Regions from separate parts of the Homo sapiens genome. Here region 1 is linked to region 2. A link is an interaction called in ENCODE POLR2A ChIA-PET data of the cell type or tissue named here. Cell type or tissue: Panc1. All regions are shown on one strand. Each heading gives the region's core, and the rest is flanking DNA. Links, peaks and the distances in the headings are about the cores only. Region 1 has its middle 17 kb from the start of IRAK1. Region 2 overlaps RENBP (renin binding protein).

Region 1 (10,325 bases), core at 2,826-7,825, 65 kb after region 2:
GGTGGATCACCTGAGGTCAGGAGTTCGAGACCAGCCTGACCAACATGGTGAAACCCTGTCTGTAGTAAAACTGCAAAAATTATCCGGGCGTGGTAGTGGGCACCCGTAATCCCAGCTACCTGAGGCTGAGGCAGGGGAATCACTTGAGCCCACGGCACGTGGATCACCTGAGGTCAAGAGTTTGAGACCAGCCTGGCCAACATGGTGAAACCCCATCTCTACTAAAAACGCAAAAAATGAGCCAGGTGTGGTGGCGGGCCCCTGTAATCCCAGCTGTCTGGGAGGCTGAGGCAGGAGAATCGCTTGAACCTGGGAGGCGGAGGTTGCCGTAAGCCAAGATGGTTCCACTGCACTCCAGCCTGGGCCGCAAGAGTGAAACTCCATCTCAAAAAAAAAAAAAAAAAGTGAAATCTGCAGAGATGACAGCTTCATGAGCTGATTGTATGAAGCCACAAACAGTACTGTGCTTAATGGTGAAACACCACAGCATTTTCATTAGTCAAGAATGAGACAATATTCCCAGGATCACCACTGTTTCTTCCCGTTTCCCAATGTTAAATTGGCCAATGCAATTGAAAAAGTTAGCCGGACGTGGCGCACAAGGAATACGTGTTGGAAGGATGAAGCAAAGTTCTCATTCTTTGTAAATCACTTGATTGCACCACTGAAACGTCCTCTGGTCTGCTGGGCAGGTTTGAGTCAGGAGATTCTGGCTGTCTTCACTGGGCCTATCTGAGACTGGGTGTCATTTGCTTTGCTCTTGTCTGATTTTACTGTCAGACATCACTCCTGTAACCAGTCTTTGTAGTAAGTCTCATTTCTTGCATGTACTTGGAAGTACATGCAATAAATGGTTTTATTTTCCCAGCGACTGTGCCCGCCCCCACCCCATTGAGTTGTGCCAAATCCCCCTTAAGACGTGGGGCCCGAGTCCATCATGTTTCAGTCAGGTTGCTTGTAATTAGTCTTATTCTGGTTCTTTTTTCTTTTCTTTTCTTTTTCTTTTTTTTTAGACAGAGTCTCGCTCTGTTGCCAGGCTGGAGTGCAGTGGCACAAACTCGGCTCACTGCAACCTCTGCCTCCCGGGTTCAAGTGATTCTCCTGCCTCAGCCTCCCAAATAGCTGGGACTACAGGCTTGCACCACCACACCCAGCTAATTTTTGTATTTTTAGTAGAGACGGGGTTTCACCATGTTGGCCAGGATGGTCTTGATCTCTTGACCTTGTGATCTGCCCGCTTCAGCCTTCCAAAGTGTTGGGATTACAGGCATGAGCCAACACGCCCGGCCTGGTTGTCTTTTCTTTTCTTTCTTTTTTTTTTTTTTTTTTTTTTTTTAAGACAGGGTCTCACTCTGTCACCCAGGCTGGAGTGCACTGATGAGATCTAGACTCACTGCAGCCTCAACTTCCTGGGCTTAAGCGATCCTCCCACCTCAGCCTCCCGAGAAGCTGGGACTACAGGCGTGCACCACCACGCCTGGCTAATTTTTGTATTTTTAGTAGAGACAGGGTTTCTTCATGTTGGCCAGGTTGGTCTCAAACTCCTGACCTCAGCTGATCCACCTGCCTCGGCCTCCCAAAGTGCTGGGATTACAGGCATGAGCCACGACTCCCGGCCTACCCTTAATTTTTTTTTTTTGAAGTGCACAAGCTAATTTTTTAATTACTATTTGTAGAGATTAGGTCTCCCTGTGTTGCCCAGGTTGGTCTTGAACTCCTGAGCTCACGCAATCCATCTACCTTGGCCTCCCACAATGCTGGACTGCAGGTGTGCACCACGCTCTGGCATCATTCTGGTTCTTAAACCCAAGGGTACTTATTTTCCAACATGAACCTTAACCTCACCCTTCCAGAAACTTCTCAGGCATGGGCAAGGTTGCAGTCTCCCTTACTGCAGGCAGCAATGACTTTAGCAACAGGTGATCTTGGTGGGCTCGTAGGGGAGTGGGAATGGGCAGTGGCTTTTGTCCTCCTTTTGTTGTCCGCTGGGGATCTTGGTTGGGAAGCCTGAACCCAGCATTGTTTCCTAGCCCTGTGTTCAACAATGCCGGGAGCGAGGTGCCTTCCTATCCCCGTGATAAACAGTTCTGGGACCTGTTGCTCTGCCACACAATCCTGAGAACTAGCACAAGTCAATTCGCTTGCAGGACCAACACACCCATGCTCCTGAAAGATGAGACTCGCAGAGCCCGGCCCGAGACTGCACCCAGCCGTCCAAGGCTGACCATGCTTCCCACCCGGCCCTCCCCACGCCGGCTCGGACTTCGGGCATTTTCTCTCCTCCTTTCCTCCCTGGTGATCTGAGGCCGGCTCTGTCGGGGGAGTGTTCTTCCTCTTTGCAGTGAGTCCAATAAACTCAGCTTTGCCTGAACAACAGGTTTTTCTGGTGGTGATTTTGGGGAGTCTACAGCCAACAGCTGAAATTGGGAAAACGGGGCGGGGGTGGGGAATCCCTTTTTGTTTTTTGTTTTTATTTTTTACAGTAAAGTGAAAGCAAGTTTATTAGGAAGATAGAGGAATAAAAGAATGGCTGCTCCATAGACAGGGCAGCTGGGAATCCCTTTTAGCACCTGGTGGCTGCAGATGGGTAGAAATACAGACCATATTTGGTTCTTAGTTTAATTAGCCAGAGACGCAGAACAGGGTGGGAAGCCAGACGGCCACACCTAGCACCTCATCAGGCTGCAGCCAACCAGGGCCTCTCGGGGCTGGGAAAACTCGATTCTTGCTGTACTTGGGCTTACTCGGCTCTCCATCTTATGCAAACACCTCTCCTTATGAAAGGCAAGAAGAATTTGTTCTACACTGGGGATGGGTTGTGCCTGTCACATGGAGCAGCCTGGGGACCTAGAGGGACCCTTTAGAAGCTTAGCACCTAGCAATTCCTTTTCACATGTGACTCATGGTCTATTCAGTTTTAGTACTTCTTTTTTTTTTGACAGAGTTTTGCTCTGTCACCCAGGCTGGAGTGCAATGGCGCGATCTCTGCTCACCGCAACCTCTGCCTCCCAGGTTCAAGTGATTCTCCTGCCTCAGCCTCCCAAGTAGCTGGGATTACGGGCACGCGCCACCACGCCTGGCTAATGTTGTATTTTTAGTAGAGACGGGGTTTCTCCACGTTGGTCAGGCTGGTCTTGAACTCCCAACCTCAGGTAGTCCCCCTGCCTCGGCCTCTCAAAGTGCTGGGATTAAAGGCGTGAGCCACCACGCCCGGCTTTTTTTTTTTTTTTTTTGAGATGGAGTCTTGCTCTGTCGCCCAGGCTGGAGTGCAGTGGCACCATCTCAGCTCCCTGCAACCTCCGCCTCTTGGGTTCAAGCAATTCTCTGCTTCACCCTCCCACGTAGCTGGGATTACAGGTGCCCACCACCATGCCCGGCTAATTTTTGGATTTTTAGTAGTGACGGGGTTTCACCATCTTGGCCAGGCTGGTCTTGAACTCCTGACCTCGTGATCCATGGCGCCTGGCCTACTACTTCTTTATTCATTTATTTTTTGAGACGGAGTCTCGCTCTGTCACCCATGCTGGAGTGCAGTGGCACGATCTCGGCTCATTGCAACCTCCACCTCCCGGGTTCAGCTTCCCGGATAGCTGGGACTACAGGTGCGCGCCACCACGCCCAGCTAATATTTTGTATTTTGTAAGTAGAGACGTGGTTTCACCGTGTTGGCCAGGGTGGTCTCAAACTCTTGACCTCAAGTGATCTGCCTGCCTCGGCCTCCCAAAGTGCTGGGATTACAGGCGTGAGCCACTGTGCTTGGCGCAGTTTTACTACTTCTTGAGACAACTCTGAAGATTTCTATTTTTCACAGAAAGTCATTCAGTTAATCTAGACTTTTCAAATGTATTGCCATAAAGTTATATTTACTATTTTAAAATTTTAATTTCCTCCTTAACCCAACATTTATTTAAAAGGGTCATTTCAGCCGGGCGTGGTGGCTCACGCCTGTAATCCCAGCACTTTGGGAGGTCGAGGCAGGTGGATCACCTGAGGTCAGGAGTTTGAGACCAGCCTGGGCAACATAGTGAGACCCCATCTCTACAGAAAAATAAAAAATTAGCCGGGCGTGGTGGCACACATCTGTAGTCCCAGCTCCTCGGGAGGCTGAGATGGGAGGATCACTTGAACCTGGGAGGTCGAGGTTGCAGTGAGCCATGATCGCACCACTGCACTCCAGCCTGAGTGACAGAGCCAGATCCTGACTGCTGCTCATAGAGATCTCGCCTAAAGATCTTGCCTAAGTGCAAAAACACACACACACAGAAACTGGAACAACCGAACTGACCCTTTGGGGAGGCTGGCGAAATAAATGACATGGAGTACATTCATACAGCTCTAAAAAAGGACAAAAGTCAGGGACATCTGTGTCCAGGGAACACTCTCGATTTGTCTTGTTAAGTGAAACTGGCGAGGCGTGGAATCATGAGAGAAGCGTGAGTAGAGGGGACTTAAACCAGGGACTGGTGGCCACAGCTAGTGTTAGCCAGGGGACTGGAGGCTGGGAGACTGAGAAGGAGATTTTCTTACTTCGTACGTGTCTGTACTGTTTGGATTTTTTTTTTTTTTTTTTTTTTGAGAGGGTATTTTTTAAAAGGAAAAGCTTGTTTTGTTTTTCTTTTTAAAAAATAGGCTCTAAAAATTCTGGAGAGAAATAAAAAAGGCAACATGGTGGCCGGGTATGGGCGTCTCTTCTGATTCCAGGCTGGTTGGCACTGGCCACCTTGCTCAATGGTTGCCTTAGAAACCGGCCTAGCGAGGGGGTGTCAGTTGTCTCTGGTAGCCATTAAGGCAGTGACTCAGCAGAAAACCCAACCCAAGAGGGAGTTGTTCATTCACTGACTTTCCTTCTCTCCCAGAAAAGCATGGGTGAGGCCATTTCTGTTACATTTGCGATCGGGTGGCAGCTGCTCCGCCGTGAAGGCGGTAGCGAGAAGTCTGCCCGCTCCTCCAGCCTCTCACTAGGTGAGTGGCGTCTCTGTGCTGCCCTGTCCCTCAGAAACCACAGGTTCCGGTCCCTCTGCCAGCCTGTCCCCTGTCTCTCCCCTCCCGCTGACAGGGTGAAACCAGCTTCCGCTCACAAGCACTTGCTGGGGGTTGCCACAGGCATGGCTCTTGGGGAGATCTTTAGTAAAAAACCCAACCAAACATCACGAGTGGAACCGAGTGTGGATCATAAACTCAACTGAGAGAAAAGCCAAGGGACGCATGTGGGCAAAATACACAGAAAACCCAGCATGGGCGCGGGGGCTCTCGCCTGTCATCCCATCACTTTGGGAGGCCAAGGCGGGTGGATCACTTGAGGTCAGGAGTTCGAGACCAGCCTGGCCAACATGGTGAAACCCCATCTCTACTAAAATACAAAAATTGGTCGGGCATGGTGGTGGACACCTGTAATCCCAGCTACTCGGGAGGCTGAGGCAGGAGAATTGCTTGAACCGGGGAGGCGGAGGTTGCCGTGAGCTGAGATCACACCACTGCACTCCAGCCTGGGTGACAGAATGAGGCCCTGTCTCAGAAAAAAAAAAAGAATCACGTGCTGAGACATGCTACAACACAGATGAACCCCAAAATCATAATGCTAAGTGAAAGAAGCCAGACACGAAAGATCCCATGAGTATTATCCCATTTATATGGAGTGTTCAGAGTAGGTGAATCTATAGAGACAGAAAGGAGATGAGTGACTGCCTCAGCTGGAAGGGAAAATGGGGAAGAAATGGGTAGTGACTATTAAAAGGTATGGTGTTTTTTTTTCTTTGTTTTTGTTTTGTTTTGTTTTGTTTTATTTTGTTTTTTTGAGATGGAGTCTCGCTCTGTCACCCAGGCTGGAGTGCAGTGGCATGATCTCGGCTCACTGCAACCTCTGCCTCCTGGGTTCCAGCAATTCTCCTGCCTCTGCCTCCTGAGTAGCTGGGACTACAGGCGCCCACCACGATGACTGGGCAATTTTTGTATTTTTAGTAGAGATGGGGTTTCATCGTGTTGGCCAGGTTGGTCTCAAACTCCTGACCTCAGGTGATCCACCCACCTCGGCCTCCCAAAGTGCTGGGATGACAGGTGTGAGCCACCACGCCTGGCCAGTGTTTCTTTTTGGAATGATGAAAATATGCTCAAATAGAGTGCTGGTTGCACAAGTCTGTAAATCTATTAAAAACACGGAGTTGCACACTTCAAACAACTGAACCTTGTGGCGTGTGAGGTAGATGTCTTAACACAGCTGTTAAAAAGCCCAGGATAGCTGGGCACAGCGGCTCAGCTGTAATCCCAGTACTTTGGGGGGGCTGAGGAAGGAGGATCGCTTCAGCTCAGGGGCTTGAGACCAGCCTTGGCAACCTAGCGAGACCCTGTCTGTACTAAAAATAAAAATAATTAGCTGGGCATGGTGACATGCACCTGAGGTCCCAGGTACTCGAGAGGCTAAAGCGGGGGCTGTGGGCAGGAGAACAAGGCTGCAGTGAGCTATGATCACGCCATTGCACTCCAGCCTGGGCAACATAATGAGATCCTGTCTCAATAAACACATGAAAGAGACACATACTGTTATTTCAAACTTCACTCAAAATACACTGCCTTCTATGTGCTGGGACCCAGAGAGGGTTTGTGGCATGTTTGTAGGAATAAGTCCGGATCAGAACGGAGCTGAGAATGGGTGTTCACTCGTATTCTTCAATGTCTCCTATTGAGATGATGTTATCCACTTGTTATTTTCTTGACCCTATTTTCTGCCAAGAAATAAAGTAATTTGAGAGAGAGAGAGAGAGCGAGATCTAACGTGGAAAAACAGATCTGCAGGAAGGCATGGAACGCACTAGAAAGGTAAAAAATGGGCTGTTTAGACCAACACTAATAGTGTCCTTTGGGATTTAAAATATACGAAAACAAGAGCACCCGAGGCCCGGCGGAAACACAGTCTCGCTGCTGGGAGGCTCTGGCGTTGCTTGAGCCACTGCACCGCAGACTCAATCCCTAGGGTAACTGCTGGAGTAATAATGAAAAGTGACACTGAGAAAAGGCAAAAAAAGAGAAAGAAAGTAACCAACGACAGATGGGACAACAGAGAACAAATGGTAAGCTGGTCCTCACACACAGCCAGAGCAGGAGGGTGGCGGGGGTCAGGGTCTAATGGTGTGGAGGAGGAGGAGGAGGATGTTGAGGGTGAAGAAACAAAGCCCATGCCCCCGAGTTGTACACTTATAAATAGTTAAACAGATGAATATTATGTTGTATATATTTTATCACAATAAAAGATCTCACATACAGCCATATTGGCAAATCCATTAAAATGAAAATGGATAAACACACAAAGATTGCCGGGCTGGCGTAGAGGGAAAATAAAACCAATCAATCAATATGCTGCCTCAAAGAGACATTCTTTCTTTCTTCCTTTCTTTCCTTCCTTCCTTCCTTTCTCTCTTTCTTTCTTTTTTGACAGAGTCTCACTCTGCTGCCCAGGCTGGAGTGCAATGGCGTGATCTCAGCTCACTGCAACCTCCATCTCCCGGATTCAAGTGATTCCCCTGCCTCAGCCTCCTGAGTAGCTGGGATTATAGGCGTGCACCATCATACCCCACTAATTTTTGTATTTTCACTAGAGACAGGGTTTTACCATGTTGGCCAGGCTGGTCTCAAACTCCTCACCTCAAGTGATCTTCTCACCTCAGCCTCCCAAAGTCCTGGGATTACAGGAATGAGCCACCGTGCCCGGCTGCATTTTATTTTATTTTATTTTATTTTTGAGATGGAGTCTTGCCCTGTTGCCCAGGCTGGAGTGCAGTGGCGTGATCGCCGCTCACTGCAAGCTCCGCCTCCCGGGTTCACGCCATTCTCCTGCCTCAGCCTCCCGAGTAGCTGGGACTACAGGTGCCCGCCACCACGCCCGGCTAACTTTTTGTATTTTTAGTAGAGATGGGGTTTCACCATGTTAGCCAGGATGGTCTTGATCTCCTGACCTCGTGATCCACCCGCCTCGGCCTTCCGAAGTGCTGGGATTACAGGCGTGAGCCACTGCGCCTGGCCCATTTTATTTCTTAAAAACAGCTTTTTTTTTTTTTTTTTTTTTTTTGACAGAGTCTCACTCTGTCGCCCAGGCTGGAGTGCACTGGTGCCATCTTGACTCACTGCAAGCTCCATCTCCTGGGTTCACGCCATTCTCCTGCCTCAGCCTCCCAAGTAGCTGGGACTACAGGTGCCCGCCACCACGCCTGGCTAATTTTTTGTATTTTTAGTAGAGACAGGGTTTCACCATGTTAGCCAGGATGGTCTCGATCTCCTGACCTAATGATCTGCCTGCCTCGGCCTCCCAAAGTGCTGAGATTACAGGCGTGAGCCACTGTGCCTGGCCAAAAACAGCTTTATTGAGGTATAATTGACATAAAATAAACTGCACATTTAAAGTGAACAGTTTGAAAGTTATATCTGCCAAACCATCAACACAATCGAGAATGAACCCACCAGGCCAGGCGTGGGGGCTCACGCCTGCAGTCCCAGCTACCTGGGAGGCTGAGGTGGGTGGATCGTGTGAGCCCAGGAATTCGAGACCAGCCTGGGCAACATGGCAAGACCCCATCTCTACAAAAAATACAAAAACTGGCCGGAACTGGGATCTGGAAGGCGGAGGGGACGCAGTAGGCATTTGTGCACTGTGAGTCCTGGTGTGGGGCCATCGCAGCACTGCCAGCTCCCATCAGGTCTCCCTGATCAGATGTTCCAACATGTGTATACAGATGTGTACAACACCCAAGAGAAATGAGTGTGTATGTGCAGCAAGACAGATTCGGAAATGTTCATAACAGCTTTATGCCAGCCCCAAACTCAATCCAAACGCCCAAGAGTAGAAAGAGTCAAATGCGGCCCATTCTTACAATGGAACGCTACCTGGGAAGGCAAAGCAATCGCTTAGCGCTACTCACGGCTGCAACAGAACAACAGTGCAGAGCAATAGCAGGCAGACGCGAGTTCGTACCACGTGTGTTAATCCATTCTCACACTGCTGTACAGAAATAGCCAAGACCGGGCAATTTATATAGAAAGGAGGTTCAATGGGCTCACGGTTCTGCAGGCTGTACAGGAAGCATGGCTGCATCTGCTTTTGGGGAAGCCTCAGGAAGCTTCCAATCATGGCGGGAGGCAAAGGGGGAGCAGGCACATCAGATGGCCACAGCGGGAGCAAGAGCCGGACAGTGGAGGTAGCACACACTGTTAAACAACTATCATGAGAACAGCACCCAGGGATGGCGCGGAAGCATTCATGAGAAATCTGCCCCCATGACCCAGTCACTTCCCACCAGGCCCCGCCTCCAGCACTGGAGATTGGGGCAGGGACACACATCCAAACTAAATCACGACACAATCTCATTGACATGAAATTCCAGAACATGCAAAACTATCTATGTGTTTAAAGCCAGGTTTGGATGTTCTCTGGTGCTACTCTCATCAAAAAAGGCGGCCCACAGCGCCTCTCCCCTTGCATACACTGGCCTCAGAGGCTTGCGTCTAGTGAGCAGGCTGCCGGGGAAGTGGCAGCACCTGATCCCCAGGCCAGGCCATCAGATGACGTGGCCTCCGCTGGGCTTTCTAGCTTGAGATGCTCCCCGGAGAACCCAGCCTCACAGGCACATGGAGGTGTCCTCACCCCGGCAGCGTCCTCCGCTGGACACGAAGGAGCCGCTGGGTGGTTCCAGCTCGTGGCCATCGGGCTGCCCCGGCTAACCGACTGCAGCGGGTGAGCTCTGCCAACTGAGACCTCACAGAGCACAGGCTCGCGAGCAAAACAAACATTGCCATTATTTTCAGCCCGTACATCTTGGGGTGGCTTGGTACCTAGCAAGAGATAACTGGAGCAGATTCATATGTGGGTCTATGTGGTGGCTGCCACATGGCCGTGTACATATAAAACAGTCATTGGGCTGTACGAGTACGGTTTGTGTACTTTTCTACCTTTAACTTATACCTCCCTAACAAAGTCTTTCAGAAAAGCCTAACTCCTGAGGCTCTGGTGTGGGCAGCTGGGTGGGCGCTGGAACTAGTCCCACACGCTGAGGTGGGAAGCTCATGGTGAAAGGGAATCCCAAGTCTGCTTGGCCATCTAAGTTTACGGTGCCTGTGAGAAAAATCAGAAGGCCAAAACCTCAGGAGAGAGAGCATGACGGAGGCGCTGCCGTTTGGGAATGGACATGATAGAGCCGTGAGAATGAGGAAGATCACCGTCGGGAATGAGTGCAGGCAGCTAAGAAGGCGCAGAGGCGTGTCTGGAGGGACTCACACCTTGTAGAGGCTGGGTAGAGAGAGCCCACGCACGCTGAGAAAGAACACAGACTTCAGCGTCACAG
Region 2 (5,000 bases), core at 1-5,000:
ACCGGCCGGAAGTGCACGGCCGCCGGGCCCGTCCTCCCGGCCGCTTGGCCAATGCGCGGGACAGGCCAGCGCACGGGGCGGGCCAATGCGCGGAGCCGGTCAGCGCGGGGCGGGCCTGGGGGCGGGGCGGGCGCTGCCCCGGAGCTGGAGCCGGCCCCTCCCTCGGCGCGACAGCCCCCCTCCCGCGAGCCCACAGACGCGCGCACAGCCGCAGGTGGAGCGGACTCAGCCTTTATTCCGCGCCTCGGCAGGCGGGGGTGGGGGCGGGGGAGGGGGCGGGGGCGGGGCGGCTCAGCAGGGCGCCCAGCATCTCCTCGCACATGGCTAGGCACCGCGGCACGTGGAAGCAGCCTGCGGGTAGAGGCGGGCAGGTAGTGAGGGCCGGGGGCAGCCGAGAGGCGCAACCCCTGCGGCCCCGCCCTCTCCCCCACTCACCTTTGAAAGGACCTCCCTTGATGGAGAGGGCCACCTTGCCCTCTCGGCTCAGGTAGCCAAACCATTCCCCGTACTCGGGATCGCGAAACTGGAATAACAGAGACAGTGACAGCTAGCGCCTGCAGGACCCGCCCAGATGCCACTGCATCGCTACCAGGGGTCAGAGCCTGGGTTGACCCCAGGTGACGTGGCTCCAGAACCAGCGATCTTAACCGCGACACTGCGTCCTCCACAAAGATGAAAGCAGGGGTGGGCGCAGCAGGCAGGCTACAACTATATAACCGACTGGGCAAGGGGATGAGACACTGCTAGATGGAATGAAAGAACTCTGCCCTGGGGTGTAGAAACGTTGTCTATCGGGCCGGGAGCTGTGGCTTGCGCCTGTAATCCCAGCACTTTCGGAGGCCGAGGCGGGCGGATCACCTGAGGTCAGGAGTTCAAGATCAGCCTGGACAACATGGTGAAACCTCATCTCTACTAAAAATACAAAATTAGCCGGACGTGGTGGCACGCACTTGTAATCCCAGCAGTATACTCGGGAGGCTGAGGCGGGAGAATAGCTTGAACACAGGAGGCGGAGGTTGCAGTGAGCTGAGATCACGCCATTGCGCTCCAGCCTGGGTGACAGAGCGAGACTCCATCTCAAACAAACAAACAAACGAACAAACAAACAAACAAAAAAGTTCTCTATTGTGATTGTAGTCGTGGTTACGTTGATTCAAAGAAACAAAGAACCCGGCCGGGTGCAAAGGCTCACACCTGTAATCCCAGCACTTTGGGAGGCCGAGGCGGGCGGATCACAAGGTCAGGAGATCGAGACCATCCTGGCTAACACAGTGAAATCCCGTCTCTACTAAAATACAAAAAATTAGCCGGGAGTGGTGGCGGGCACCTGTAGTCCCAGCTACTCGGGAGGCTGAGGCAGGAGAATGGCGTGAACCCGGGAGGCGGAGCTTGCAGTGAGCCAAGATCGCGCCACTGCACTCCAGCCTGGGCAACAGAGCCAGACTCCGTCTCAAAAAAAAAAAAAAAAAAAGGAAAAGAAAAGAAACAAAGAACCCTGATGGAGGCGACGACCTGTCATGAAACTCTTAAGAAGTGACTCCCTTGGAGCTCCCATTCCCGGCTTCACAGGCCTGTCTTCCAGTAGATGCACAATCTCATCTGACTCCTGTCCTGGCTCACCATTGGTCCCAAACTCATCTCCTCCTCCCTCTGCCCCTGCCCAGTGCCCATTCCACTCTCTTTCCTTCTCTCTCCACTAGCATTCCATGGGGCACCTGTCTCAGGGAGGCTTGTCAGTTCAGCCCCTTCTCAAAAGGATCATGGACTCAATTACATTGAAGTCCACTATGAAAATGTCTCTTTAAATGGTGGCCCATAAGAGTTGGTGTATTCTTCTTTGTAGGAAGTAAAACTAGTCCTGGGCTGGGCACAGTGGCTCACGCCTATAATCCCAGCACTTTGAGAGGCCGAGGCGGGAGGATCACTTGAGGCCAGGAGTTTAAGACCAGGCTGGGAAACATAGTGAGACCCCATCTATACAAAAAAAAAATTAAAGAATTAGCTGGGCGTGATGGCACACAGCTGTAGTCCCAGCTACCTGGGTGGCTGAGGTGGAAGGATCGCTTGAGCCCAGGAGGTTGAGGCTGCACTGAGCCATGATTGTGCCACTGCACTCAGCCTGGGCGATAGAGACCCTGTCTCAAAAATAAATAAATAAATAAATAAATAAATAAATAAATAAATAAATAAAAACTAGTTCTGTGTGTATTCATTCTGTCTTTTGAGTTACATTGTTCAAGTCCTTACTTATTTTTTGACTGCTTGACATGACACAGGAAGGTAAAGAAGAATTTCCTTCAATGTCTGGATTTTTGCCTTCTGTATTCTGTTATGTTGGTTGATGCATAATGACTTACCTGTTTTTTTGTTTGTTGGTTAGTTTTTTGGTTTTTGTTTTTTTAAGACGGAGTTTCGCTCTTGTCACCCAGACTGGATGGAGTGCAGTGGCGTGATCCCAGCTCACTGCAACCTTCACCTCCCAGGTTCCAGTGATTCTCCTGCTTCAGCCTCCTGAGTAGCTGGGATTACAGGCACCCGCCACCAAGCCCGGCTAATTTATTTATTTATTTTTTTTATTTTTTATTTTTTTTAATGGAGTTTTGCTCCTGTTGCCCAGGCTGGAGTGCTTCCCGGGTTCAAGTGATTCTCCTGCCTCAGTCTCCCCAGTAGTTGGGATTACAGGCACCCGCCACCACACCCGGCTAATTTTTTGTATTTTTAATAGAGATGGGGGTTTCACCATGTCAGCCAGGCTGTTCTCGAACTCCTGACCTCAAGTGATCCACCTGCCTCGGCCTTTCAAAGTGCTGGAATGGCAGGCGTGAGCCACCGCGACCAGCCCAATTTTTGTATTTTTAGTAGAGACGGGGTTTCGCCATGTTGACCAGGCTGGTCCAGAACTCCTGACCTCAGGTGATCCACCCGCCTCAGTCTCCCAAAGTGCTGAGATTACAGGCATGAGCCACCATGCCCAGCCGATTTACCTGTTGATTATAACTTTTGTAATTGTTTAATGTCATCTATATCTTATTAAAATGTATTCCTTCAATTTCATTTTTGAGTTAGAACTGGTGGCCCCTAACACACACTCTATGAATGCATTAAATATTAAGATATAGCTGCAGGTCTAACAACCCTGCTGCTTTGGAAGTAGTGACGAATATATGTGATACTTGCAGATGTCTCTCTAACTGCAATGCAATGTAAACACATCTGGATTTCTATCGGTGACAAAGCCAGGCACTTCTATTACCAATGTGGTTCATTGCCTCCACTCATAATGGCAGCAAATGCTAGTTTCAGTTAGAGGTTAGTACAAATAAAGATGTGATTCTCCGCCCCCGGTTTCGAAGCTCACAGACCCCAGAATAAGATCCCCTGCTATAGTCCTCGCAGTACCAGGGTTCACCAGTGGAGTCGGAGTCGTGGCTTTAGAAACGCATGATGAATCTTCATTCATTCACCACCCAGGCCTTGCCACCACTGGGTGCCATGCCCTTTCCACTGGGTGCCATGCCCTTTCCACTGGGTGCCATGCCCTTTCCTGTGTTCAGCAGCTCGAGTTGCCTCCTGGGCAGCAGTCAAGACAGCTTATCACTCTGCTCCTAGCACTTGGGCTTCAGGGAGCCCCTGGCTTGGTTTTCTTCCTGCGTCACCACTGATTCTTGTCTCCTTTGCTGGGCCCCCATTTCCCTTTTTGCCTCATAGATCTCAGCAGCATCTGTACTGTTTTTTTTTTTTTGTTTTTTTTTTTTTTGAGACCAAGTCTTGCTCTTGTCCCCCAGGCTGGAGTGCAATGGTGCGATCTCGGCTCACTGCAACCTCTGCCTCCTGGGTTCAAGCGATTCTCCTGCCTCTGCCTCCCAAGTAGCTGGGATTACAGGCACCCACCACCACGCTTGGCTAATTTTTGTATTTTTAGTAGAGATGGGGTTTCACCATGTTGGCCAGGCTGGTCTTGAACTCCTGACCTCAGGTGATCCACCTGCCTCAGTCTCCCAAAGTGCTGGGATTACAGGCGTGAGCCACCGTGCCCGGCCTTTTTTTTTTGAGACATAGTCTCGCTCTGTTGCCCAGCCCAGGCTGGAGTGCAGTGGTGTGATCATAACTCATTGCAGCCTCAAACTGGGCTTAAGCAGTCCTCCTGCCTCAGCCTCCTGAGTAGCTAGGACTACAGGTGTGCATGACACCCAGCTAATTTTTTAAAATTTTTTGTAGAGACCAGGTCTCGTTATGTTGCCCAGACTGGTTTTGAAGTCCTCGGTTCAAGCGATCCTCCCGTCTCAGCCTGCCAAAGTGCTAGGATTATAGACATGAGCCACTGTGCCAGGCAGCATCTACATTCTTGTGATACTGAAAACATTCATGGTGAGTCCAGATCTCTCCGTCTGAACTGGAGACTCAGGAATCCCACTGCTGCTCCACCAGACTGTGAACCCTCTGTCCCCACCAGCTCCCACCTGGGCCAGCCCTCACTGGCTGGGATGACAGCTACAGCTTCCTCTGCTGTCCCAGCTTCTGCCCTGTTCCCTACAGACTTCCCCCATAACACCCTCCCCTCCAAGCCCCAGGACCCAGGTAACAATGGAATCAGACCAGGCAGCTGGAGTCCGTCCCTTGCCCACTCTGCCTTTATCCTCCCGGGCTGCCAGGCCCCCCTGCTGTGCCACATGCCCCACCCTGCCCAGACTCCCAGTCCCTCAGACACACCCCTGATTGACTCGGCCCCTGCTCAGTGCTTCCCTGCTGCCACCCCATAGGAAAGAGCCCCCCCACAACCCTCTCCAGTGGTATTATTCCCACAGCTGTCACTCTCACCACCACCTAGGTCTGCTTGCTTACACTCTGCTCCTCCCGCCCCCACCACCAAAATTCGAGCTCTAGGAGGGCAGAGGCTTCTTCGTTGACTGAACGAACAGCACTGGGGCTCCGGAAACTCTCAGACCAGCTGAGCGACTGTGCTCAGCGAGGGGGCAAGAGCGCAGCCGGGCCAGACTCCC

Evidence for each region. Peaks named below come from ENCODE experiments on the same cell type or tissue, not always from the same donor. Only the 100,000 strongest peaks of a DNase experiment are listed, where the experiment ranks them.
Region 1: POLR2A ChIA-PET joins it to region 2 with 12 read pairs; 5 of 35 experiments call an interaction of 5 or more read pairs at or near these places.

What each region holds. Positions count from the first base shown.
Region 1 is chrX:153,997,547-154,007,871 of GRCh38, forward strand. No RefSeq gene overlaps it. Among named protein-coding and RNA genes, the nearest start is that of IRAK1, 17 kb to the right of the region's middle. RefSeq lists enhancers at 2,679-3,179, 4,725-4,869, 4,822-4,871 and a cis regulatory region at 4,792-4,802. In Panc1, for the core only: no CTCF peak of the experiment used is centred there; no DNase peak of the experiment used is centred there; H3K27ac peaks cover 257 bases.
Region 2 is chrX:153,935,054-153,940,053 of GRCh38, forward strand. It overlaps RENBP (renin binding protein), which reads right to left. Exons shown (of 11, transcript NM_002910.6): 10 at 436-523; 11 at 216-351. The coding sequence ends at 233. Among named protein-coding and RNA genes, the nearest start is that of NAA10, 2.5 kb to the left of the region's middle. RefSeq lists a silencer at 1-253 and enhancers at 244-749, 750-1,254, 4,392-5,000. In Panc1, for the core only: no CTCF peak of the experiment used is centred there; no DNase peak of the experiment used is centred there; H3K4me3 peaks cover 618 bases; H3K27ac peaks cover 370 bases.